Regions from separate parts of the Homo sapiens genome. Here regions 1 and 3 are each linked to region 2. Evidence: chromatin loops called from intact Hi-C (ENCODE). Cell type or tissue: Caco-2. All regions are shown on one strand.

Evidence for each region. Peaks named below come from ENCODE experiments on the same cell type or tissue, not always from the same donor. Only the 100,000 strongest peaks of a DNase experiment are listed, where the experiment ranks them.
Region 1: a loop joins it to region 2, with 6 times the contacts of the local background. A loop is called at or near these places in 4 of 110 quality-filtered maps.
Region 3: a loop joins it to region 2, with 2.1 times the contacts of the local background. A loop is called at or near these places in 4 of 110 quality-filtered maps.

Annotation. Positions count from the first base shown.
Region 1 is chr5:34,683,520-34,691,519 of GRCh38, forward strand. It overlaps RAI14 (retinoic acid induced 14), which reads left to right. Exons shown (of 18, transcript NM_015577.3): 2 at 3,353-3,436. The coding sequence starts at 3,401. Among named protein-coding and RNA genes, the nearest start is that of RAI14, 31 kb to the left of the region's middle. In Caco-2, no CTCF peak of the experiment used is centred here; DNase peaks (open chromatin) are centred at 923 and 3,492.
Region 2 is chr5:34,753,564-34,761,563 of GRCh38, forward strand. RAI14 (retinoic acid induced 14) reads left to right here. Exons shown (of 18, transcript NM_015577.3): 3 at 3,905-4,035. Among named protein-coding and RNA genes, the nearest start is that of TTC23L, 82 kb to the right of the region's middle. In Caco-2, no CTCF peak of the experiment used is centred here; a DNase peak (open chromatin) is centred at 3,538.
Region 3 is chr5:34,696,215-34,704,214 of GRCh38, forward strand. The region is part of intron 2 of RAI14 (retinoic acid induced 14); the gene reads left to right. Among named protein-coding and RNA genes, the nearest start is that of RAI14, 44 kb to the left of the region's middle. RefSeq lists enhancers at 3,978-4,479, 4,480-4,979. In Caco-2, no CTCF peak of the experiment used is centred here; a DNase peak (open chromatin) is centred at 3,767.

The sequences.
Region 1 (8,000 bases), 70 kb before region 2:
TACCCACTGTTGCCTAAGACTTTGTGCTCTCTGAATATGTGAACGAAGGAATGCTTTGAGTGGCTCTGCTGTGGGGAACTGCACAGTTTTGGGTTATCCAATATATGGCCTTCTTTTCTCCCTTTCCTGCTGGACTGATTTGTCCTGTTTCCTTAGTTATTAGTACTTCCACAAGAAGGGGGAAGGAATTAAATTTGAAGGGCGATTCCCACCTTTTTTTTTTTTTGAGATGGAGTCTCACTCTGTCGCCCAGGGTGGAGTGCAGTGGCGCGATATCGGCTCACTGCAAGCTCCGCCTCCCGGGTTCACGCCATTCTCCTGCCTTAGCCTCCCGAGTGGCTGGGACTACAGGCGCCCGCCATCACGCCCGGCTAATTTTTTGTATTTTTAGCAGAGACGGGGTTTCACCGTGTTAGCCAGGATGATCTCGATTTCCTGACCTTGTGTTCCGCCGGCCTCGGCCTCCCAAAGTGCTGGGATTACAGGCGTGAGCCACCGTGCCCGGCCGGCGATTTCCACTTTCTAGCAACAGTTGGCGTAGAAACCCTGGCCCAGCCAGCGACAGTTAGCCAGCGACAGTTGGGGAATATCTGTTTATCGTTATTTCTACTTTGATTCCTCAAAAGGTGATTCTGTTTTGACGTGAAAAAAACAACCCAACTTTGGTTTATGAACCAGCCCAACTCTGACAAGTGTGTTCCTGTTCCGCCTACATCAGTTCTAGGTTCTCTAACTTCAGTGTGCAGAAGATTCAACCAAGGAAGTTCCTGGGCTCTACCCCTTGAGATTCAGTTTTAATAGGACAGGGGCTAAAAGATTGCATTTAGTCCCCAGGTCCTTCTGATGTGGATTAACTAGGGGCTGACTTTGAGAAACACTGCCCTGGAATGTGCACTTGCTATTCAGGTACCAGCCCAGCCTTTTCTGTGACTAAATGCTTGGCAGTTAACAATGTATAATTATGGTGTGTGTCGTTTCCAAGGCAACATGCATCTGTCACTCCCGCTGAGGCTGGGAAGATTGAAAGGGGCCATGGAGAGGCTGCAGTCACAATGAGGCCTCCAGATTCATGTCATCAAAGTGCTTCATGATGACTGGATTTTCACACCATTTATCCAAGGGCCCTAGTCAATGGCAGCAGCAAGAATGAAAGTAGACACATTGGAAGCTAGAGAGTCACTGGGTGACTTTTGGAGGTAGCAACAAGCTCATGAAGAAGGCATTCAGTGGCTTGCACTCCCCACCCATCCTCTCAAGTCAGTTTTGTTTAGAATAATTAGGATGTGGGGGAATGTGAGAGGACCTGGCAAGGCTTCTGAAAACAGTGGTTAACTGTGGTAAACGTGTGCCTGCTATTCCTCAGTTCTCCTCTGGGATGGTGCTGTTAAAGGTCACCTGTTCTCACTTGCAGTGGGCTTGACGTGACATTTATTTAGCACTTACTATGTGATGGAAACTTTCACATAGATTATCTTGCCTTTTTGACCTAAGTGTATTTTCATTTTTTTTTAGCTACATGCGAAGTTTTCACATCTTGTACATTTCCAAATTTAATGAAAAAGGTAGAGTCTGTACATGTTTGCTGGGCACAGTGGCTCATGCCTGTAATCCCAGCTTTTAGGGAGGGAGAGGCCAGAGGATAGCTTGAGCCCAGGAATTCGTGACCTGCCTGGGCAATATAGTGAGACCCCATTCGCCACAAAAAAGGAAAAAAAAAAAAGATAAAGTCTATACATGTTTTAGCACAGGATTTGGCTTTTTGGTTTTAGTTGTAAAACTGTATAGGGCATTGCTGGATGGAACTGGAGGCCGTTATTCCAAGTGAAGTAACTCAGGAATGGAAAACCAAATACCGTATGTTCTCACTTGTAAGTGGGAGCTAAGTTATAAGGATGCAAAAACATACAGAGTGATACAATGGACTGTCAGGACTAGGTTGGGAGAGAGGTGAGGGATAAAAGACAACATATTGGTTGCATTAAAATCTCAGAATTCATTGCTAAGAAATTCATGTATCAAAAAACTACCTATACCCCCCAAACTATTGAAATTAAAAAAAAAAAAACTATATAGGGCAGTGAAAACATTCAGCCACTAGTCAGGCCTTAGGGTCTGGTTCTGAATCTCATCATGAATAGGCTTTGTGACTCAGGCAAGTTTCTAAACTTGTCTGAGGCTCTGTTGCTACTTCTGTGAAATGAGGCACTTAGACTAGATGAGCAATCTTGACTTTTGAAGGGTGGCAACTACCTTGTAGAATCCAGTGAAAACTCAGAACCTTCCTCCCTGAAAAATGTAAATGTATACTTGCTAAAAGATAATTACATTCCATTTCCAGGGGACCACAGACCCATGTTAAATGAAGTGATTGCTTAAGATTCAGCTCAACTCAGAATTGCTGAGTCCCACAAGACCCTGAGAGTCTTGCATTGTTTAGAGAGGCCCCCTGAGGAATGAGCTATTTGATGAGGGAGGTTTTGTTGTTCCTGGCATTTTTCACTAACTGCCCTGTGCATTCTGGGGAGGGGAGACGGGAACAAACACTGAGAAAAATAAATAGGGAATGAGTGGCATCTGGAATATGAACTGTTTTCCTCATCACTTTTCACAAGGAGGTGGATGGCATGATTGCAGCACAGAAGATATGTTGAGGAATGACTTGAACATAGAGATACAGCATTTTGTACAGTGACAGTTAAGCAGTAACTTAGACTTGCTCTACTTTTAATGTTTGAGAACTCACTGATATAGAAATCTAAGAAGGTCCAGTTCAGAGAAGCAGAGAACAGAATGGAAGTTACCAGGAGCAGGGGTGGGGATGTGGGAGTGGGGGGTTGGGGGAGGTGGATGGGGAGATGTTGGTCAAAGGATGCAGCGTTTCAGTTAAGAGGAATAGATGAAGAGATCTATTGTACAACATGGTAATTATAGTTAGTGTATTGTATACTTGAAAAATTCCTGAGAGTAGATTTAGAGTGTTCTCATCACAGTGAAATAATAAGTATGTGAGGCAATGCATATGTTAATTAGCTCAATTTAGCCATTCTACAATATATGCATATTTCAAAAGTCATGTTTTACACCATAAAAGTATATACAATTTTTATTTGTCAATTAAAATAAATATTAATAAGAAGGAAAAAATTAAGGTTTTGGTTAATTTGAAAATGTCAGAAGCTTCTAGGAAGTATATCGTAAGTGGAAATATGTTATTTACCACTCCTCAGCTGTTAACTGACCACCTTCCCAACGCAACCCTGCTCTGTCTCCTTCCCATGACCCAAGTTGTAATCCAATCAGGAGAGAATACCTTATTTGGAAACCTACATATGTCCTTTTTTTCTCTGCTTAGGTGTTGAAAAGTCTCCTCTAGAGCTTTGGAAGGCTGAATGCACTAAACATGAAGAGCTTGAAAGCGAAGTTCAGGAAGAGTGACGTGAGTATGCGGTGACTCACAGTCTGGCTGTTCCTTCTTCTCCATGGAGCTGCAGAAACGCTCCTCCCCACCTTGATAAGGCGCTGTTGGGTTAATAAACTACAGACACTCAAGTGCTCTTGGCCCCAGCTCAGGGTAGCTTCTGTAGATGGCATGCTCTAGGTTCCTTGCTGTTTGTGTGCATAGCTTTCAAAAACAATGTTTTTTTATTTTTATTTTTAATTTTGGGGATCTGTGCCTTGTAGAGAAAGGAACCGTCACATTAAACATCTTCAAAGGAAGAATCAGTAAAAACCTCAACATTTCTAAAGTTGCCAGAAATCCTGATTCAGAATGTCGTTTTTAGAAGAAGCTAGTCTCTCTCATGCGGGTGGTTTAGGAATGACATATTAGCATGGTTCATCTTTGGCTTTAGGAAACGTGTTCAACTCTCTGTTAAGGGTTTTGTGGTAAAATGGTATCTACTGCTGCCCGTACCTTTCCTCCCCCCGAATTCCAGGGACTCGTACTCATTTGTTATCTAACCAATCCATAAAAGACTCTGGATTGGAGGAAGCAGTTATGATGTCAGAGTTATGAAATAAAGTCTCCCCCAGGAGAAGAGGGAGAAAAACATAGCAGAGGGGTTGTACACGATAATATTTTTTTAAAAGGTCACCCCATAAACCCTTCTATGATCCCAGTCTTGTATTAGCTGCATTCCAGATACTTTGAGCAGAGTTGTGGAGTGGGAGAAATTAATGGAAGGGAATTAGATGGAAGCCAAGGTATGTCACTCTCAAAATGGGCTTGTTCAGCTATCATTTCAGGCGAGGTAATTAAAGATGAACCTGGATTTTATTGCTTTGCCGTGAATTATATTTTGACAGCTTGGCACAGCTGCATTTTTGCAATAAATGGAGGCTGTGTCTTTTATGGCTGATATGTAACTTGCATACCTACTTCTGGCTGAAGCTTATCTCCTGAGGCTGCATCATGACATGTAACTTACTGCCCTGATAAAACCCAGGCTAGATGAGATGCTTATGGGATGATGGTAAAATACCGACCCACTTAAAGAAAGAACTGGGAAGCGTTATGAAAAAAGTTGATCTTACCTTCTTATCCTTTAGGTAAATTAAATAAAACTCATAGAGTGCAAAGAGACTTCGACAAAGACAGAAAACTAGCTGTTGGCCAGAGTGAAAGTCCTGGTCATCCGACTTCCGAGAAACCTCCTTCAACCTCATCGTCTGCTGGCTGTATGTTATGCAGCCTACATATCTCCCGTGGCTTTCAGCTAAGGAGAAAAAGGCAATTAAATGGAAAATGTTGCCCAATTCAGCAGATAGGGGTTTCTAAATTTTGTGACCAGGTTAACAAATGTCTTTTTCTATTCCAAGGGAATCTAGGTAGCTTTCATTTACATAGGTTAAGATTATTTTTAGCAAAATTTCATCAGTCTAGACTTCCATATATATATGAACAGGGGCCCAGAGGAATGATAGGCACATAAACTTTTGGTTTAAAAATCAAAAACTGGTGGCAGTAGGGAGGGTGTTGCTGGAATCTAGTTAGAAAAACTGAAATATTTCCATGATTTAAAAAAATCCACTGTAATAACACTAGTAAAAGCTCTGGGATTTGGCAGCAGAAAAGGCTATGATTTTGGCAGTTAGTGCTAAGAGAAGAAATGTTGAGAAGCAGACCTGGGGGAGGAGAGCCTGGGGAGGAGGAAATTGGTATAATGGAGCCCAACAATTTCAAATGGCTCTCCACATCCAAATTGTTTCCCCAAGCACAGAACCGTACAGCTAAATGGAGGGAATAAAAAATGACAACAACAACAAAAACATTTCAAAGCCTAGTTTGTTAATCAACCATATGATAATAATGCTAATAATAATTAACCATTAGGAAGTATTAACCAAATGTCCAGAGGTATACTAAGCTTTTCATGTGAAATTCATTTAATCTTGCCACAAATCTTATGTGGTGGGTATTACTATTAAGCTCATTTTACAGACGAAGAAACTAAGGCCTTAGGGACATGCAGTCATTTGTCTGGGTTCTTAGAACTTTACGTTCTAGAACCAGTTTTTGCACTAAGGCAGTCTGATTCAAGAGCCCATGTTTCCTGAAAGAGGAATTTTGGGTGGAAAGTCTATTTTAAGAAACTAGGCAATCTGCTGGCACGGTGGCTCACTCCTGTAATCCCAGCACATTGGGAGGCTGAGGCAGGAGGATTCCTTGAGTCCAGGAGTTCAAGAGCAGCCTGGGCAAACATGGTAAAACCCCATCTCCACAAAACAATTAAAAAATTAGCCGCCTATGGTGGGGCACACCTATGGTTCCAGCTACTCGGGAGGCTGAGGTGGGAGGAAGGCTTGAGCCCAAGAGGTCAAGGCTACAGTGAATTGTGTTCACGCCACTGCACTCCAGTCTGGGTAACAGAGCAAGGCCCTGTCTCAAAAAACAAAAACAAACTGAACAATCTAGGGAGTAGCTTTAAAAGCGACTTAAACTCGGACCTAGGTTTGTGGCTCTGGACAAGTCTCTTACTCTTCTGAACCTCAGATTCCTCACTAGAAAAGTGGAGGAAATGATATTAGCCCCGTAAGACTGGGGTGACAGTTAAATGCATTAAATGAATGTTGGCCGGGTGTGGTGACTCACACCTGTAATCCCAGCTACTTGGGAGGCTGAGGCAGAAGGATCACCTGAGGTTGAGAGTTTGAGACCACCCTGGCCAACATGGAGAAACCCCGTCTGTACTAAAAATACAAAATTAGCCGGGTGTGGTGGTGCATGCCTGTAATCCCAGCTACTTGGGAGGCTGAGGCAGGAGAATAGCTTGAACCCAGAAGGCGGAGGTTGTGGTGAGCAAGAGATCACGCCATTGCACTCCAGCCTGGGCAACAAGAGTGAAACTCCATCTCAAAACAAAACAAAACAAAAAAACAAACAAAAAAAGAATGTCAAAAATCTTATGGCCTGGTGCTCAGGAGATGCTTAGTAAATATTTGTTTCTTCCTCCTAATTAGCAACCCGTAATAAAAAGTAGGATTCAAAAAGTTTACACGGTCTGGAGGGTAGAATACTCTGGTAACAGTTGCTGCTGCCGAACAGGGAAACTGAGAGCTGGGGAAGAGAGGCTTGTTTTTCAATGTATGCCTTTGATTTTGAAGTTTTTGATACACGTACATGTGTATCATGCATATATATGTATTGTTAAGGAAAAGCAAGCTTACAAACATTTACATTCAGTTGAATGAAGCAAATTATAATTTTTTTTTAACCTGAAATGTGTGGTCTGTCTCAAAATATTTTAAACCATTGGGCATCATATTCCTGCTTGTCTTTGTGTGAGGGAAAAGGAAGAAGAAAGGATTCTTTGTATTTCTGGGGGGTAGGAAGAAGATAATAGCAGATCAGGTTCTCGCGCTTGCATAAAGAAGACAGGTGACCCACTGGTGTGATCGCATTTCAGCCAGCCTGTGTCTGGGAGGTCTGTGGCCAAATTGGTTTGTGGCCACTGTGAGCAACACCCAGGAGTAAACATAGGATGAAAGTGGCCCAAGGGGGCCTCCTATGGATGGCCTTCAGGTCACTCTGTGACCCGAGAACCATCACTTGGGTAAAGATTGAATGGGAGTGTCGTTTCCGGAAGACTTGACAACTGGCACTGTGTCAAAGGCAGATGTGAGTTTGGTAGGGAATGAGCCTGACTCTGCGGGCTGTGGTTAGACAGTGACATTGTCCGGTGGTTTTGATTCTTAAATCTATTTGGGACCCTGCAGATAACCCACAGAGAATAAACAGCATTATGGAATTTCTATGGTGGATAACCTTTTTTACTTCGCATTTATAACTTTATTTTGGGAGTTCTTAAACTTGAGTTGTTAGATAGTAGATAGGATACAGGAGAAATGCAAATATGGTTGTTGTCTTTAAAAGGTTGATAAACCTCGGTGGGAGGAGAAAAAAACATATAGGAAATAACTAGAGCAAAATACAAGCAGTATAGAATATAGATACTCAAGGTATCTTTAAGATGATATAGCTAACTAGTTGTTAAGTTATAAGGCCTGGTGATAAATGCTGCAGATTTTGAGATGGCTGAATCACTGGGAATGGGAGAATTTGGGGAGCTTTATGGAGGTGGAGCTTCATGCAGGCCTTGAGGGATAGGTAGGAGTTGGAAGGATGGTTGGGAAGAGGGGGAAAGGTCAGAAGGTCAATCAGGGGAGACAGCTTGCAGCACAGCGGGTTAACTCAGTCTCAAAAATGGCCCTTGACATAGAAAATAGTAATATTAATAGTTCAGGAGCCCAGGAGAGTACCTGTGGCATGGCCCTGAGTATTTAAAGAAGAATACTATATAAAGTTTTCATCCTAGTTTTAAAAATGGATAGATTGACTTTTATGCTTATTAAGCGAGCGCAGAGTTCTCAGTCATCATTATTTGTATCTTTTATGACCATAGCTTGAAAAAGTGGCTTCTTTACCTCTTTAAATATTTGCAGCAGCTAGTATGTGGTTCCACATGGAAAAATGAGCTGTCGTCATGAAAAATGAGGCCAAA
Region 2 (8,000 bases):
GAGGTCAGGAGTTCAAGACCAGCCTGGCCAATGTGGTGAAACCCCATCTCTACTGAAAATACAAAAATTGGGCCAGGTATTGTGAGTCACACCTATAATCCCAGCACTTTGGGAGGCCACGGTGGGCAGATCACGAGGTCAAGCGCTCAAGACCATCCTGGCTAACATGGTGAAACCCCACCTCTACTAAAAATACAAAAATTAGCTGGGCGTGGTGGCATGTGCCTGTAGTCCCAGCTACTCGGGAGGCTGAGGCAGGAAAATCGCTTGAACCCAGGAAGCGGAGGTTGCAGTGAGCTGAGATTGCACCACTGCACTCCAGCCTGGTGACAGAGCGAGACTCTATCTCAAAAAAAAAAAAAAAAAAATTAGCCAGGCATGGTGGCAGATGCCTGTAATCCCAGCTACCCAGGAGGCTGGGGCAGGAGAGTCGCTTGAACCCAGGAGGCAGAGGTTGCAGTGAGCCAAGATCGTGCCACTGCACTCCAGGCTGGGCAACAAGGTGAGACTCCATCTCAAAAGAAAGAAAAAAAAAAGAGTATGGCACTGGATAGAATAGTTTTATAGGAGAGGATGAGAGGATGTAGGAAATATCTCCGTGGGCAAGTTTAGGAAGGAAAACTGATGGCCTCTTTATCACTGTGCTTCTGGAAGGAGCATGATATGGCCAGTTGTGCATATCAGAGCTAATTGCAAGTATGATTAGTGGCCTGGCCCAGGACTAGACAACTCTGCTATTTGATCAGAATCCAGATTCCTGGATCAGACGTCTAATTGGGACCCTACTTGGCCTCTAGTTTTAGCATGCTTGTGAGAATTTTAAGAGCAAAACTCTTCTTAAAATTTTTTATTTTTAGAGATGGCGTCTCACTGTGTTGCCCAGAGTGGTCTCGAACTCAAGCAATCCTTCTGCTTTGGCCTCCCCAGTAGCTGGGATTACAGTTATGAGCTACCACGCCCAGGCTCTTACCTTCCCTCCTCTTTTCCCAACCTAGCTCTGCTTACTGTGAACCCCATCTGCAGCACTTCTTGAATGGTGTTGTGGATTATTTATTGAAGATTTGCTTGTGTAGCCATGTTCTCTTCATCTGCTCCAAGAGAAAAGTAAATTCTGGCCTGCACTGAAAAGAGGCTCTAGATAGAAGAGAGGCATTTCAGACCACTAGGAATGTTGCATTGACCTTGTCTTCCAAAGAGCAGGATAGGGAAGATCTCTCCTGCCATGTCTTATAGAAACTGAACTCCCTTAAAGATCCATGTGGAACGAATTTTAGGGAACCCCTGCAATCAGATTTTTCTCTACCTAAGAGTAGAGTGCCTTAGCAACGTTGAAAAGGAAAATCCTTTCATGCGGCCGTTCCTTTGCTTGAATACTTTCAGTCCTGTCCTCTGAGATTTGATCATATCCTTTTGATCTTCCCAGTCCAGTTTTAATTTGTTCAGTTTAGGTTAGAAAAGGATTTGGAAAAACAATACTTTTCTCTTTTAGGATTCTATAGGTAGGGATCATTGGTCCTAAATGTTCTTCCCTTTTTTCTTTGCTTGTAAAGTGCACTCTGGGGGAATAAGCTGCACTGTGTTTCTTGGGGCTTGATCATTTGCTGTAGTTGTTTGTACAGTTGTTAAGTTACGCTTTCTATTCTACTAACAAATGATGGTGTGAGGAACGCCATATTTCTTATGTTTCCCTTCAACAGGAAGCTTGATTGGTAACTAAAGACAAAAATCTCATTTCTTTGTGAGTAAATTGCTGTAGTAGGAGCGTGGCTGATGTTGGTCCAGACACATTCTTACTTTGTTAAACCTATGAGGAGAGTCATCAAGGAGAGCTGCACTGGTCTACATGGTGGCCTCTGGCTAACGTCACGTGAAGTCTCGAGGTTAAAAATTCACTTCTTCAGTAGCACTAGCCACATTTCCAGTGCTCAGTAGCCACAAGTGGCTCATGCAGTATTGACATTTTGGGCCAGATTATTCTTGGTGGGGGTAGGAGGACTGTCTCATGCATTTGTGCATTGTAGGACTTTCAGCAGCACACCTGGTCTCTACCTACTCAATGCCAGTAGCACTCTATAGACATAACAACCAAAATGTTTCCAGAGATTGCCAAATGACCCCACAGGGGCAAAACAAATCCTGGTTAAGAATCACTGGCTTTGTGGCTATAGTATTTGAAAGCCCAGATAAAGAACATTTCCATGACGGCAGACAGTCCTGTTCTAGAGTAATCCCTAGCAGAGTTTGGGGAATTTTATATAATAAGAATTTTGAGCTTTGGTGGAATCACAGTGGACATCCAGTCCAAAGCCTGGGGAAACTGAGGCACAGAAAGATTATGGGTGACTTCAGGTCACACAACATGTAAGTGTCAGTCTGGAGTTCTGGACTTCAAGTTCACGCAGCCCAGAGAACAAGCTGCTGATTTTTGTTCAAACCTGCTTCATTCCTACTGTGCACCTGCACTCAGTGTTGGTGGGGGAGGACAGAGTCCTAAAAACTGGGAATGGTTCAGTCCTGAGACGTTCAGAGATGCAAATTCTGAACACATCTCTTTTATCCCTCCCTGGCTTAAGGCCCTACATATGGGCTAGGGTTGGGAGGGTGACTGAGACATCTGATGGACAAAGACTTGTTGGGTTTCCTCATTTCCATCAGTACAGAGATTGGGAACATACTCCCGGGGCCGTGGAAGACTGTCATCCTGTAAAATTTCTTCTTTTTAGTTTTTAAATCTACAATATCTCCTCTGTCTGCTTCCTTTTAAGGGTCGATCGTAAAGCTGTTAATACGAAATACCTGGAGGTTCATCCCTTCAGAGGCTGCAAGGAAGCAGAGTCTATAGAAAGCTTTGGGAAGGGAAAAGGAGTCTCTCCCAGGGTGTGGTGTCCACAGCCGAAGGGGCCAGAAAGTGGGCTTAGCTCAGGGGCCGGGCGCAGGAGACGACTGGAAGGCAGCCCGGGCTTGCAAAGTGCCCAGAGCCTCTGATATGCTCAACATCTTTCCTTCCTCCCCTCTTTCCCTCATTAATCCCACGTGCTTCAACACCTCCCAATGACTCTTCAGTCACTGGTTCTATAATTCTCTCCCTCCTCTGCTCCCAAACCTTCAGTGGCTCACTGCTGCCTTTCATGTCTTTCTTAGTCTTATATTCAGAGCCCATCTGCTCTTATATAGAAATCGTCTCTTTCCCTCCTAAGTGTAGAAATCAGTTTTGCACATACGAGTGCCTTACTGTTACTGTGGTTTGCAGAATTATTCAGTTGGGGTTTGGCATTGACAGTGATTGAGGCTTTGCTCAAAGCTCTTTGACGTTTAAGAGCTTGCTCAGGAAGAAGTTTTGTTTCTGGTGAGACTTTGTTGAGTCGGTAGCCTGGACAACTACTTAAAATCAGTATCCAGCTCAAAATTCAGGGCCTGGTAAACAGACCAGAAAGAGAGGCAATAAAAGCAGATGAAAAATTATGTGTCTGTAAACCTCGGGTAACCTTGAGCTGCTGGTTTGGTTCTGTAACACGGTGGACAGAGTGAGCTGTGGATGAGGTCAAAGGCCAACGTGCTGAGGAGCAGCTGTCTAGTTCAGCGAGAAATTAGCTAATGTGTAAACTGGCCTTGAGGTCTTTTTACGTTGCTTCATATTCCTAGTGTTAGTTAAAAGAAGTAAATTTTATCTCAGAGTTTGGTGACTAGCCGTGATTTCATTGCACTATTTATGTTTTCTTTTGGGAAAGCGGCCTTCTTGGGTGTCTCCATGGTGAAGGGGAAGGTATTTTAAAACACACTCATTCGGGAGCAGGCTTTAATTTGAGTGACAGGAGGGTGGGGGCTGCGAGGACTGCAGCCCTGCTGGTCAGTGCGGCTGTGGCCAGTGTTGTTCATGACCTCTGTTTCTTCTCTTTCTCTACAGACCAATGAGTGGAACAAGAATGATGACCGGCTACTGCAGGCCGTGGAGAATGGAGATGCGGAGAAGGTGGCCTCACTGCTCGGCAAGAAGGGGGCCAGTGCCACCAAACACGACAGTGAGGGCAAGACCGCGTAAGCTGAAACACTGGTTTGCAGATATGCTGGTTCTGGGTTTTTGGGGTGTTCTCTGGAATCCTTAGTATCCATAGGGGAATTTCACACGTGCTCCCTCTCCACTCCCATGTTGAAATATGTAAGAAGATATTTTAATCTAGTGCCTTTCTCTCCAAATTCCAAGTCACATATGGAGCTCTACCTTGAATGGGTATACATGTTCCCAAGTATAAGCAAAGGTTTTACCTCCTAAGATTGCAACCAATTGTAGATGAGACATGAATTCTCTCTTCGATAAGAAATAGCATAAAAGAGAAAAAAGTATTTTCCTATAACCCTCAAACCTTACTGTGTATTTATCTTAAACTACTTGTTTATTTATTTGATCTTCCTTAACATAGATCATTAAGTACATGAGTAGTATGATTTTGCTTTATGGTTTGCTGTATGTAGTACTCTTCCTTGCCATAATTAAAGCTGTATATTTGATTAAGTATTTGTGTGTGTTTGTGCATGAGCATGTATTTGTTTATATCCATTCTTACGTTGGCAGTGTTGTGGAGAGAGCACTGACTTTGGAGCCAGATAGACATCTCACAGGAACTCTATCACTTACGAGTTGTGTAATCTCTGAACCTCAGTTTCCTTACTATAAAATGGAGATGGTATTAGTTAACTGTTAGAGTAGTTATGAGTATAAAATGAAATAATAATGTAGGTTGGGTGCCCTCAGAAGCAGGCTCTGAGACAAGGATTTAAGTGCAAGTAGTTTTATATCTTTTCTTTTTTCTAACATGTCAAATGATGGTTATTGTGTAATTACTGTGAAACACAAAGTGGTAATATATATTACTTAGGGATGTATACACACATACAATGCAAGTAATTTCTATAGCCGGTGATCCCAGGAAGCGTAAGAAAGGAAGAAACCTCTATTTTTAAGGTGTGTTATTGACAGGTTCCAACTTTGTCACTTTTTCTTGATGAGGATTCTGGGAATCTGTTTAGACCTAGAGCAGGGTTTGGCTATGTTACCGAGGCTAGACTTGAACTCCTGGGCCCAAGCAATCCTTCTGCCTCAGTCTCCCAAATAACTGGGACTACAGGCATGTGCCACCGTGCCTGGCTGTTGTCTGATTTTATAAATAAAGTTTTATTGAAACACAGCCATACCCATTCATTTAGGCATTGTTCGTGACTGCTCCCACACTACAAAGGCAGAGTTGAGTAGTTACAGCAGAGACTACATGGCTCACAAAGCCCAGAGTATTTATCTGGCCTTTTACAAAAAGGGTTTCCTTATCCCAGGTTTATAGTATGCCTCAGAGTTATTCCACCCAAGGGGTAAGAAACCTGGGGTATCTGTCCCTTATCTCCTCTCCCTCAAAGGTTGAGTGCCGACTGGGTACAGTGGCTCCCGCCTGTAATCCCAGCACTTTGGGAGGCCGAGGCGGGTGGAATCACTTGAGGTCAGGAGTTCAAGACCAGCCTGGCCAAAATAGTGAAGCCCTGTCTCTACTAAAAATAGAAAAATTAGCCAGGTATGGTGGCAGGCACCTATAATCTCAGCTACTTGGGAGGCTGAGGCAGGAGAATTGCTTGAACCTAGGAGGCGTAGGTTGCAGTGAGCTGAGACTGCGCCACTGCACTCCAGCTTGGGTGACAGAGCAAGACTCTGTATCAAAGGGAAAAAAAAAAGGTTGAGTGCTACTCTAGGGGACACCAGGGTCATGGCCAGAAAAAGTCTAAGGGGTCCCCAACTCCCAGGTCACAGACCGGACTGGTACTGCTCACAGCAGGAGATGAGCAGTGGTTGTGCAAGCAAAGCTTCCTCTGTATTTACAGCCACTCCCCATTGCTCGCATTACTATCTGAGCTCCGCCTCCTGTCAGATCAGTGGCAACATTAGATTCTCATAGTAGCACAAACCCTACTGTGAACTGCACATGCGAGGGATCTAGGTTGTGAGCTCCTTATGAGAATCTAATGCCTGATGATCTGTCAGTGTCTCCCATCACCCCCAGTTGGGACTGTCTAGTTCCAGAAAAACAAGCTCAGGGCTCCCACAGATTCTACACTACAGTGAGTTGTATAATTATTTCATTCTATATTACAATGTAATAATAATAGAAATAAAATACACAATAAATGTAATGTGCTTGAATCATCCCAAAACCATCCCCCGTACCTGGTCTGTGGAAAAATTGTCTTTCACAAAACTAGTCCCTGGTACCAAAAAGGTTGGGGACTGGTGGTCTAAGGGGATTTGGGAATGGCACCTTCAGCTGTAGGTGCTCTATATAAAGAGTGGCACAGCACCCAGCCCACAGTGAGCGCTTGATAAAGCCAGTCACCTACCCTGCTCGTCCTAGATTAGTGGTTTGCAATCTTGGCAGCTTCTGCGTTCGAATCACCTGGAGTGCTTCTTTGTTGTTGTTGTTGTTTGAGATGGAGTCTCTGTCACCAGGCCGGAGTGCAGTAGCGTGATCTCGGCTCACTGCAACCTCCGCCAGGCTGGAGTACAGTGGCGTGATCTTGGCTCACTGCAACCTCTGCCTCCTGGGTTCAAGCTATTCTCGTGCCTCAGCCTCCCGAGTAGCTGGGACTACAGGCATGCACCACCACACCCAGCTAATTTTTGTATTTTTAGTAGAGACGGGGTTTCACCATGTTGGCCAGGATGGTCTCGATCTCCTGACCTCGTGATCTGCCTGCCTCAGCCTCCAAAAGTGCTGGGATTACAGGTATGGAGTGCTTTTTAAAAATATTGATGCCATGTTGATCAGAATCAACCCCAGATGCTCTGAATCACTTGGTCTGGGGAGAGGCCCAGGAATCTATATTTTTTGTTCTGAGGTGTTTGGTGGTAAATGTTGGGGCTTTTGGTCTCCCTTTTGAATCACTACTCGGCCTTCTTTGTCCCTGTTCTCCCTAGTCCAGGTTTGCACATGTTTGTGCAAGACAACCTCTTCATGTCATCCCAGAGAAAGGGGAGAGAAAGGTTTATGATAATTTTGTCCAAGATAGTACTTACTAAAGAGAAGACAGAAAATTTAGATGAGCAGCTTAGCTACAATTGTGATCACCTTAACAAATTTGAACCTTTTGATCATAAGATATTTATTACATGTGTTCTCTTTATTTATTGTGGTAAAATGCGTATAACATAAAATTTACCATTTTAACCATTTTAAAGTATACAATGTAGAGGCATTAAGTATATTCACAATGTTGCACAACCATTGTCACTTTCTAGTTCTAGAACTTTCTAATCAACCCAAAGAAAACCCCGAACCCATTAGGGAGAAACTCCCCAACCTCCCCTCCCCTTCCTCTGGCAACCATGAATCTGGGTTCTGTCTCTGGATTTGTCTGCTCTGGATATTTTTTATAAATGCAATCATATAATATGTGGCCTCTTGTCTCTGTTCCTTTCACTTAGCATAATGTTTTCAAGGCTCACCCGAGTTGTAGCTTCTGTCAGTACTTCATTCTATTCTCTCTTCATGGTAGACATATACATAGCAGTTAGGTAAGAGTCACCACCTCCCTTTTGCAGATAATAAAACTAAGGCCCACATAACACAGCTCTTCCTGAATTTACCTTTTTGTGTGCATGTGTGTGAGACAGGGTCTCACTCTGTCACCCAGGCTGGAATGCAGTGGTGCAGTCACCGCTCACTGTAGCCTCAACCTCACAGGGTCAAGTGATCCTCCTGCCTCAGCCTCTCAATTAGCTGGGACTACAGGTATGCACCACTGCACCCAGCTAATTTTGGTTTTGTTTTGTTTTGTTTTGTTTTTGTAATGATGGGGTCTTGCTGTCTTGTCCTAGTGATCCTCCCATGTCAGCTTCCCAAAGTGTTGGGATTACAGGCATGAGCCACCATTCCCAGCCTTCTATTTTCTAGAGAGCTTTCGTGGTAATTTTGCGCTGGAATCTACAGTTGCCTGTCTGTCTAGAGGCTTGATTTTGGCCTTCA
Region 3 (8,000 bases), 57 kb before region 2:
TGCAACCTCCGCCTCCCGGGTTTCTGCCGTTCTCCTGCCTCAGCCTCTGAGTAGCTGGGACTACAGGTGCCTGCCACCACGCCTGGCTCATTTTTTTATTTTTAGTAGAGACAGGGTTTCACTGTGTTAGCCAGGATGGTCTCGATCTCCTGACCTCATGATCCACCCGCCTCAGCCTCCCAAAGTGCTGGGATTACAGGCGTGAGCCACCACGCCCGGCCGCATTTTACTTTTTAAAGGATGTGAAACTGAAGGTGCACAAATCATTGCCCTCACAGGGAACTGGTTAGAGCTTGCCCCAACCTAGCTGCAAGGAAGGCAGGAAAACATATTCTCTTGCTGGCAGCCTCGAAACCAGTTAAGCCTCAAGGGAAAGGGGAGAATGGATACTGGGGATGATTGACTCAGCCACAGGCAGTTTCCACAGAAGGTCTTGTTTGAGACTTGGATGATAAAGGTGTGCACAAATGTTCTTAAACCTTAGTGACTTTTACAGTTTTGACTCTTTTTACGCCAGAAGTTAACTATTGATGGCTGCTTTCCCAGGACCCATTGTCCTATTGGTAGAAGTCTGTTGCAGCATGCTGCTGTAGGTGAAGTTAAATGCTTTTCAGTGTTAGAAATGGAAACTGCTGGCTGGGTGCTGTGGCTCACGCCTGCAATCCCAGCACTTTGGGAGGCCAAGGTAGGTGGATCACATGAGGTCAGGAGTTAGAGATCAGCTTGGCCAACATGGTGAAACCCTATCTCTACTAAAAATACAAAAATTAGCCAGGCATGGTGGCATGCACCTGTAGTCCCAGCTACTCAGGAGGCTGAGGCAGGAGAATCACTTGAACCTGTGAGGCAGAGGTTGCAGTGAGCTGAGATTGTGCCACTGCACTCTAGCCTGGCCGACAGAGTAAGACTCCATCTCAAAAAATAATAATAATAATAAAAAGGCCAAGTGCGGTGGCTCACGCCTGTAATCCCAGCACTTTGGGAGGCCGAGGTGGGTGGATCACCTGAGGTCGGGAGTTCGAGACCAGCCTGACCAACATGGAGAAACCCTGTCTCTACTAAAAATACAAAATTAGCTGGGTGTGGTGGTACATAACTGTAATCCCAGCTACTCAGGGGGCTGAGGCAGGAGAATTGCTTGAACCCGGGAGGCAGAGGTTGTGGTGACCCAAGATCGTGCCATTGCACTCCAGCCTGGGCAACAAGAGTAAAACTCTGTCTCAAAAAAAAAAAAGAAAAAAAAAAAAAGAAATGGAAACTGCTCTTGAATGTTAACAGCTGGTGACATTAGGTAACCAGTCAGGCTTTTCCTTTTATGTCCTGTAATATATTGGTGACCTGATCTGATAAGGTGTGGGATGAACAAGGGTTTGTTTTTAAGTACACCATTTTACCGTCATAATCTTGAGGTTGCTTACACAGATAGGGACTATCATGACCTGATCTCACAGCTTCATTGAAAAGTTTGGGAATGGTGTCAGCCTGTAAGTTTATGTTATAAGCTTAGCTTTAAGTTACTCTTTAAAGCAGTGTATTCAGTCAATATGTAATTTATAAAATTGTGCAATATGAGGATTCTTCATTATATTGATTAGTTTAATCTGAACCTACATGACATCTGACTCTCAAATTTTAGGCCTAGAATTCTGAGCAAAACTTTAGAACAAATCTAAAAGAATATTAAAAATGGTAGAATGTCCACTTCCTAGACATGTAACTTTATTAATATAACCTGTGATCTTATTCACATTTTTGGTTGCCATATTGTCCTTTTGGTTCATATTGGGTTTATTGCTGATTCTTTTCTCCCAGTGTTGCTTGTAAAGCCTCCCTTCCCCACCCCTCCCCTTTCTCCCTCCCTTTCCTCCTCCCCTCCTCCCCTTCCCTCCCTTTCTCCCCCCTCCCCTCCCCCTCCCCTCCCCCCTCCCCTCTCTGCCTCCCTTCCTCCCTCCCCTCCTCCCTTCCCCTCCTCCCTTCCCCTCCCTCTCTCCCTTCCCCTCCATCTCCTCCCCTCCCTTTAGTTTTCTCACCTGTAAACTGAGGCTGAGGCCAGCACTTCCCTTTAAAGCATCATCATGAGGATTAGGATAAAATCTGGCACAAAGAAACTTCTCAATAAATGGCAGCTGCTGATATTGGTTACCCCTGGTGCCTAGCACAGTGCCTGGCATTTGTAGTACCTAAAATTGTGTGTGTGATGGATGAATGGTCTCAAAACGTCCCATCTAGTTAAGGTCTTATGACTGACACACATGAAACAATTAAGGCAGTGCCAGGTTTGTGCCATTCACAGTGACTCTGGTGTGTGGCCATTCAACATCGCAGGAGTTTAGAGAAGACTTCATAGAAGGTGAGTTAGGGGCTGAGCCATCACGATTGGGTAGGTTGGGATTAACAGAGGAAACCAGTACTAATGAGTAGAGGTGGGGTGAAGAGACTCTAATGGAGAAGGATATATACATGGGCAAATAACAGAAAATCAAGTGTGATGGGAGGTATGGGCCTCTCTATACGTCATTGAAAGCCTGGAATGGGTGGGGTGGGTGAAATAGAAGAATGAGGTTTCAAGTTGATTACATTTTCACTGTAGGATGATTTGGGGTTTTGAGAGACCGTAACCAGAAAAGGGGGCCAGGACTAGGGCCAGGGCTAGGCTGGTGGCTGCTGTGGGGCAAGAACGACGGGATTTGAGTGTGCGTGGGGATGAAGAGCAAGCAGGGAGGGAGCCTAGATTCCCTGCTGATACACCAAGGAAAGTCTCTCCCTTGCACTGCCACACCCTGTCCTGCCGTGCCAGCCAAGTGTGAGTGCCCCTCATCTCCTGAGAAATCTGGCGTGGCCTTAGCATTTCATTAGGCAACTTGGTGGGAAGACACACTAGAAAACATGAAAGGTGAGATCTCTTTGATTAAACAAGAATGTTTGGGTACAACTATTTACCACTAAAATACACTTAGCTACTAGGCATCATTCTAAGCAACTTAACAAACTGTGATTTATTTATACCTCTCATTAGAGAAGTGCTGTATGTATTCCCAGTTTACAGATGAGAAAACTGCAACATGGTATCTTGCTATGTTGGTTTCCAAAAGTGGCTGTAACAAAGTACCCTAAAGGGAGTGGCTTAAACCAGAGGTCAGCAGCCTCAGCTCCTTCTGGGGCTGTGAGGAAGAATCAGCCGTGTCTCTCCCCAGCTTCTGGTGGTTTGCTGGCAATCTTTGGTGTTTCTTGGCTTATAGGAGCATCATCCTGATCTCTGCCTCATCTTTGTATAGCGTTTTCCCTGTTTGCATGTTTGTTACCAAATTTCCCCTTTAATAAGGACCTCAGTTGTATGGGAGTAGGGGCCCACCTTATTCTTAACTAATTACAGCTGCAGTCCCCCTATTTCTAAACAAGGTTACATTCTGAGACATTGGGGGTTAGGGCTTCAACATATGGATTTTGGGGGAAACACGATTCAGCCATAACTCTTGTCCAAATCACAAAGCTAAAGTAGGGTGCAGAACTTGCACCTGGGAACTCTGGGTGCGGAGCCAGTGTCCTGCCACTGCTGGTGCACACGGGTGTTTGCTGTCAGGAGAACAAAATATGATGATTCCAGCCGGCCAAGTAAAGGCCTGGACTTGAATTTCAAATTCCTCATTCCAATTTCCAGTGGAAACTGACAGATAGTAATCATGGGTAATCTTTGACCAAAACATGCTTCAGTGACAGGGACGCCTAGGAGCCAGGTACTGGATTAGCTTTCTGAAAGCTTCTGGTGCTAGAGATAAGGAGGGTGGGGAGAGGGGCGGAGAATATGGAAATCAAAGCGGTCAGACTTGTTTTGAGCTGGGTGGGGCCTGGAGAAGAGGCCCAAAGCGCAAATTGGGAACTGAGACTTCAGGTAGGTATGTTTTAAAATAACAAAAAGTACATTTTTTGTTTTAAAATAACAAAGGGTATGATTTAGCCTAGGTTGGCTGTGCTTGTGAAGGTTTGGTGCACAGTTTTCCCCTGGGTGGTGGTTTCTGATGCTGGGTTCAGGTCTTTGGGAGTTGTAGGTGCCTGGTGAATAACTGGAGGGCGGACTGTTTTGTAAGCTCTGGTCAGTGTTCAGTGAGTTAAGTCCAGCAGTCATTGGAGTCTATTGCTGTAGACTCTTGCCTTTTTAGGTGCATTTGGAAAATCCACCTAAGCCCTTTCCCCATGGTGAACAAGTGGCTTTAGGTGGCAAGTGGCAGTCTTGGACACAGTAGGACATGTGGGATACTTGTCCTTGCTCTCCCTGCAGTTCCAGCCCAGTTCCTACACTAGTCATTGTGTTGAATGAATGAGTGACTAAATGTAAAATGGAAATACTGACAGTTTATCGTCAACACCCTGTGGCCCCTCTCTGTTCAGCATTTACCACTTTATCCATGTAATGGACAGAAATAAAAGGTCAGTAGGGTTTTCTGGATGTGTTTCCTTTAGGATGCTCTGCATGCCCTCTTGGCCATGTCTGTGCTGTGTGAAATTAACAAGTATCATTGGAGGCCTTGGCTTGTTACCTACAATCTACCTGTGTGCTTATTTTGTACCCAGACTGTGAAATTATTTTGTATCTATAGCTCATTAGCTCAAGTGGTTGAAGAACCACACTAAAGAGCCACAGTTATGAATTTAGACCTTGTGTAGGCTAATTAACTAGCCTGTGTTCCTTGGGCAGAAAATTACCTAAATTTAGACCCAATTTAACTGACTGGCATCTGTGTCTGTGGTCAAAAAAGAGACTGACTTCTTAAGAGCATTGCAACTCCTTACCAGAAACATAAGAAAAGACAGTCCTTCGGTCCTGGTTTTGATGGGGCAGCTATGTCAACCTCATGTAAAGGACACTATTGAGGACGAAACTCTGATTTTTTTATCTTGCACAAATTCCTATGTAGGGGGTCTGGGGAGTCATGCCCTACAAACCATGAATTCCCATCAGATGGGTTTTATTTAACCCTATATATCATGACTTATTTTCCAACCTGACTCTGGCATAACATTACGAGACAAGGAAGAAAATTAAAATATTTTACCCTAAAATATGTTTATTTGCCATATTTTGAAATGGCCCTGCAAAGCTCCTTCTTTGTGGGGGGAAAATGTGCATCTGTAAAGAATCTCTGTTAACATAGTTACATCTTTTTCTTCCAGACCCTCCCAAATTCTAAAGAGATTAAGATCTGAATAGGAAACATGTGTCATCTGTTCCCTCTAAGGACAGCCACTGTAAGACTTCAAAAGAACTTTGGTCTCCACAATCTTTATCTTAACCTGAATGTTCCCTTTCTACCAATCCCAAGTCTTTAGACAAACTCAACCAATTGTCAACCAGAAAATGTTTAAATTCACCTACAGCCTGGAAGGCTGCTCCCCCGCCCGCCTTACAGTTGTCAAACTGATGTATTTCTTAAATGTATTTGATTGATGTCTCATGCCTCTCTAAAATGTATAAAACCAAGCTGTGCCCTGACCACCCTGGGCATATGTTCTCAGGACCTCCTGAGGGCTGTGCACAGGTCATGGTCACTCATATTTGGCTCAGAATAAATCTCTTCAAACATTTTACAGAATTTGACTCTCCCTTTTTTTTTTTTTTGAGACAGAGTTTTGCTCTTGTTGCCCAGCATGGAGTGCAATGGCATGATCTTGGCTCACTGCAGTCTCCACCTGCCGAGTTCAACTGATTTATCCTGCCTCAGCCTCCCAAGTAGCTGGGATTACAGGTGCCTGCTACCACGCCCGGCTAATTTTTTGTATTTTTAGTAGAGACAGGGTTTCACCATGTTGCCCAGGCTGGTCTTGATCTCCTGGCCTCAAGTGATTCACCGGCCTTGGCCTCCCAAACTGCTGGGATTACAGGCCTGAACCACCACGCCCGCCCAAGAGTTCAACTCTTTTCGTCAACACTATGATTTCATTATTCAGTTCTTACACATTTGTGAGTCATTTATCCATAGTTTGTCAGAAAGACTCTAGACAACCTCCTCCTAGCTAGGGAAGAAATTCTCCAGAATGGTCAACCAACTCTCAAGACAGAAACAAGTCTCAATTCCAGCTTGGCCAACACAGTGAAACCCCGTCTCTACTAAAAATATGAAAAATTAGGCTGGTGTGGTATGCGCTTGTATTCCCATCTATTCAGGAGGTTGAAGCAAGAGAATCGCTTGAACCTGGGAGGTGGAGGTTGCAGTGAACCTAGAACGAGCCCCTCACGCCAGCCTGGGCGATCAAGCAAGACCCTGTCTCAGGCGGGGGGCAAGTGAGCGGGGGAAGAAACAGGTCTCAAATATTTAATCAGGTTAAAAGCAGTGAATGTTCAGTATCCCAGGCTCTGTTACCTTAATCAAGCCCATTATGGACCCCGTTCACATTAGCATCTCACTTCTCTACTACAAACCTGTGCTTTATAAACAATGCTCGGGTTGGCCACTGTTATAATTTTGGACACACTTAAGGAAAGCTATGGCAAGTAAATAGTCTTTTTGTTTTTTTGAGATGGAGTTTTACTCTTGTTGCCAGGCTGGAGTGCAATGGCATAATCTTGGCTCACCATAACCTTCACCTCCCGGGTTCAAGCAATTCTCCTGCCTCAGCCTCCCAAGTAGCTGGGATTACAGGCATGCGCCACCATGCCTGGCTAATTCTATATTTTCAGTAGAGACGGGGTTTCTCCATATTGGTCAGGCTTGTCTCGAACTCCTGACCTCAGGTGGTCCGCCTGCCTCGGCCTCCCAAAGTGGTGGGATTATAGGCGTGAGCCACCATGCCCAGCCATAAATAATCTTTAAAAAGGAATTTATTGTAGTATTATTTATATTAATGAGAAACAAAGTGTAACCCAGATGTTGGGAGTAAACAAATTGTTATATCCACAGAGAGGAAAGTTTTAGAGTCATTAAAAATGTTAAGCTTAAAACTATGCAGCAACTGGGAAAATGCGTATAATAAAATAAGTGGAGAGAAATTCAAGTTACAAAATTGTACATTACATTATAATTACAACATATAAAAAATGCATATGGTATACATCAACACCTCTTCTTAGAAATACTAGGGAAATAAGGATGGGCATAAATATTTAGCTTTAAGGATATTCAGCATAAAAAAGACCTAAAAATTAGAAACCACTTAAGTAAAAATTTGTTGAGTATATTTTGGGTATGTATTCCACAACCATTTAAAATGTTGCAGAAATTCATTAAAGAAAGCTGTTTTATGTATTATTACTAAGAGACAAAAGCAAGTTCTAGACATGCTTGTGATGCTTAAAATGCTTTCAATGTGTTTCTATTTCTTAAAAAACAACTTGGAAGATATAAACAAGGGTGAGAAGTCTCCAAAGACAGATCCAAGTTTTGTGGAGCCTGAGGTTTATATAAAAATCTATGGGAATCCTTCTTTAAAAACATCTTACTTTTGCAAATTTTACAACAACAACAACAGAAAGAATATACTATGTGAGCATATTGGTAGGCCTTGCAAGGGGCCCTGAGGTTTAAGCTTTAGTTGCTTTATGGGAAATTTTCTCCTGGGCTGTAGGTCTGCATTTCGGGGGCATCCAGCACACTGCTTCAGATTCTAGCAGTTACCTTGTAGGCACTCAGCTGATAAAGATACAAGCCTCGTAAATTGCCCTAAAGAACAAGCTCCTTTAATGTGATGGTTCTTTTATTTACCTCAATTGAGTACATCCATCTTTGTTGTAGTTCAGTGTTCTCCGAGTGTGATGCCTGGACCATCAGTATCAGCATACTTGAGGAATTGTTAGAAATGAACATTGTGGGGCTCCACCCCAGAGCTACCTAATCTGAAATTCTGGAAGTGCGGCCCAGTGATCTGTGTTTCAAAAGCACCTTCCCACCTTAGGGGATTCTGATGCAAATTGAAGTTTGAGGTCTAATCCGGCTCAGTCGTTGCCAGCCCTCATTACAATACCAGGAAAGCTTCTTAAACTACTGGTTACTAGCTTCTGCATCCAGAGG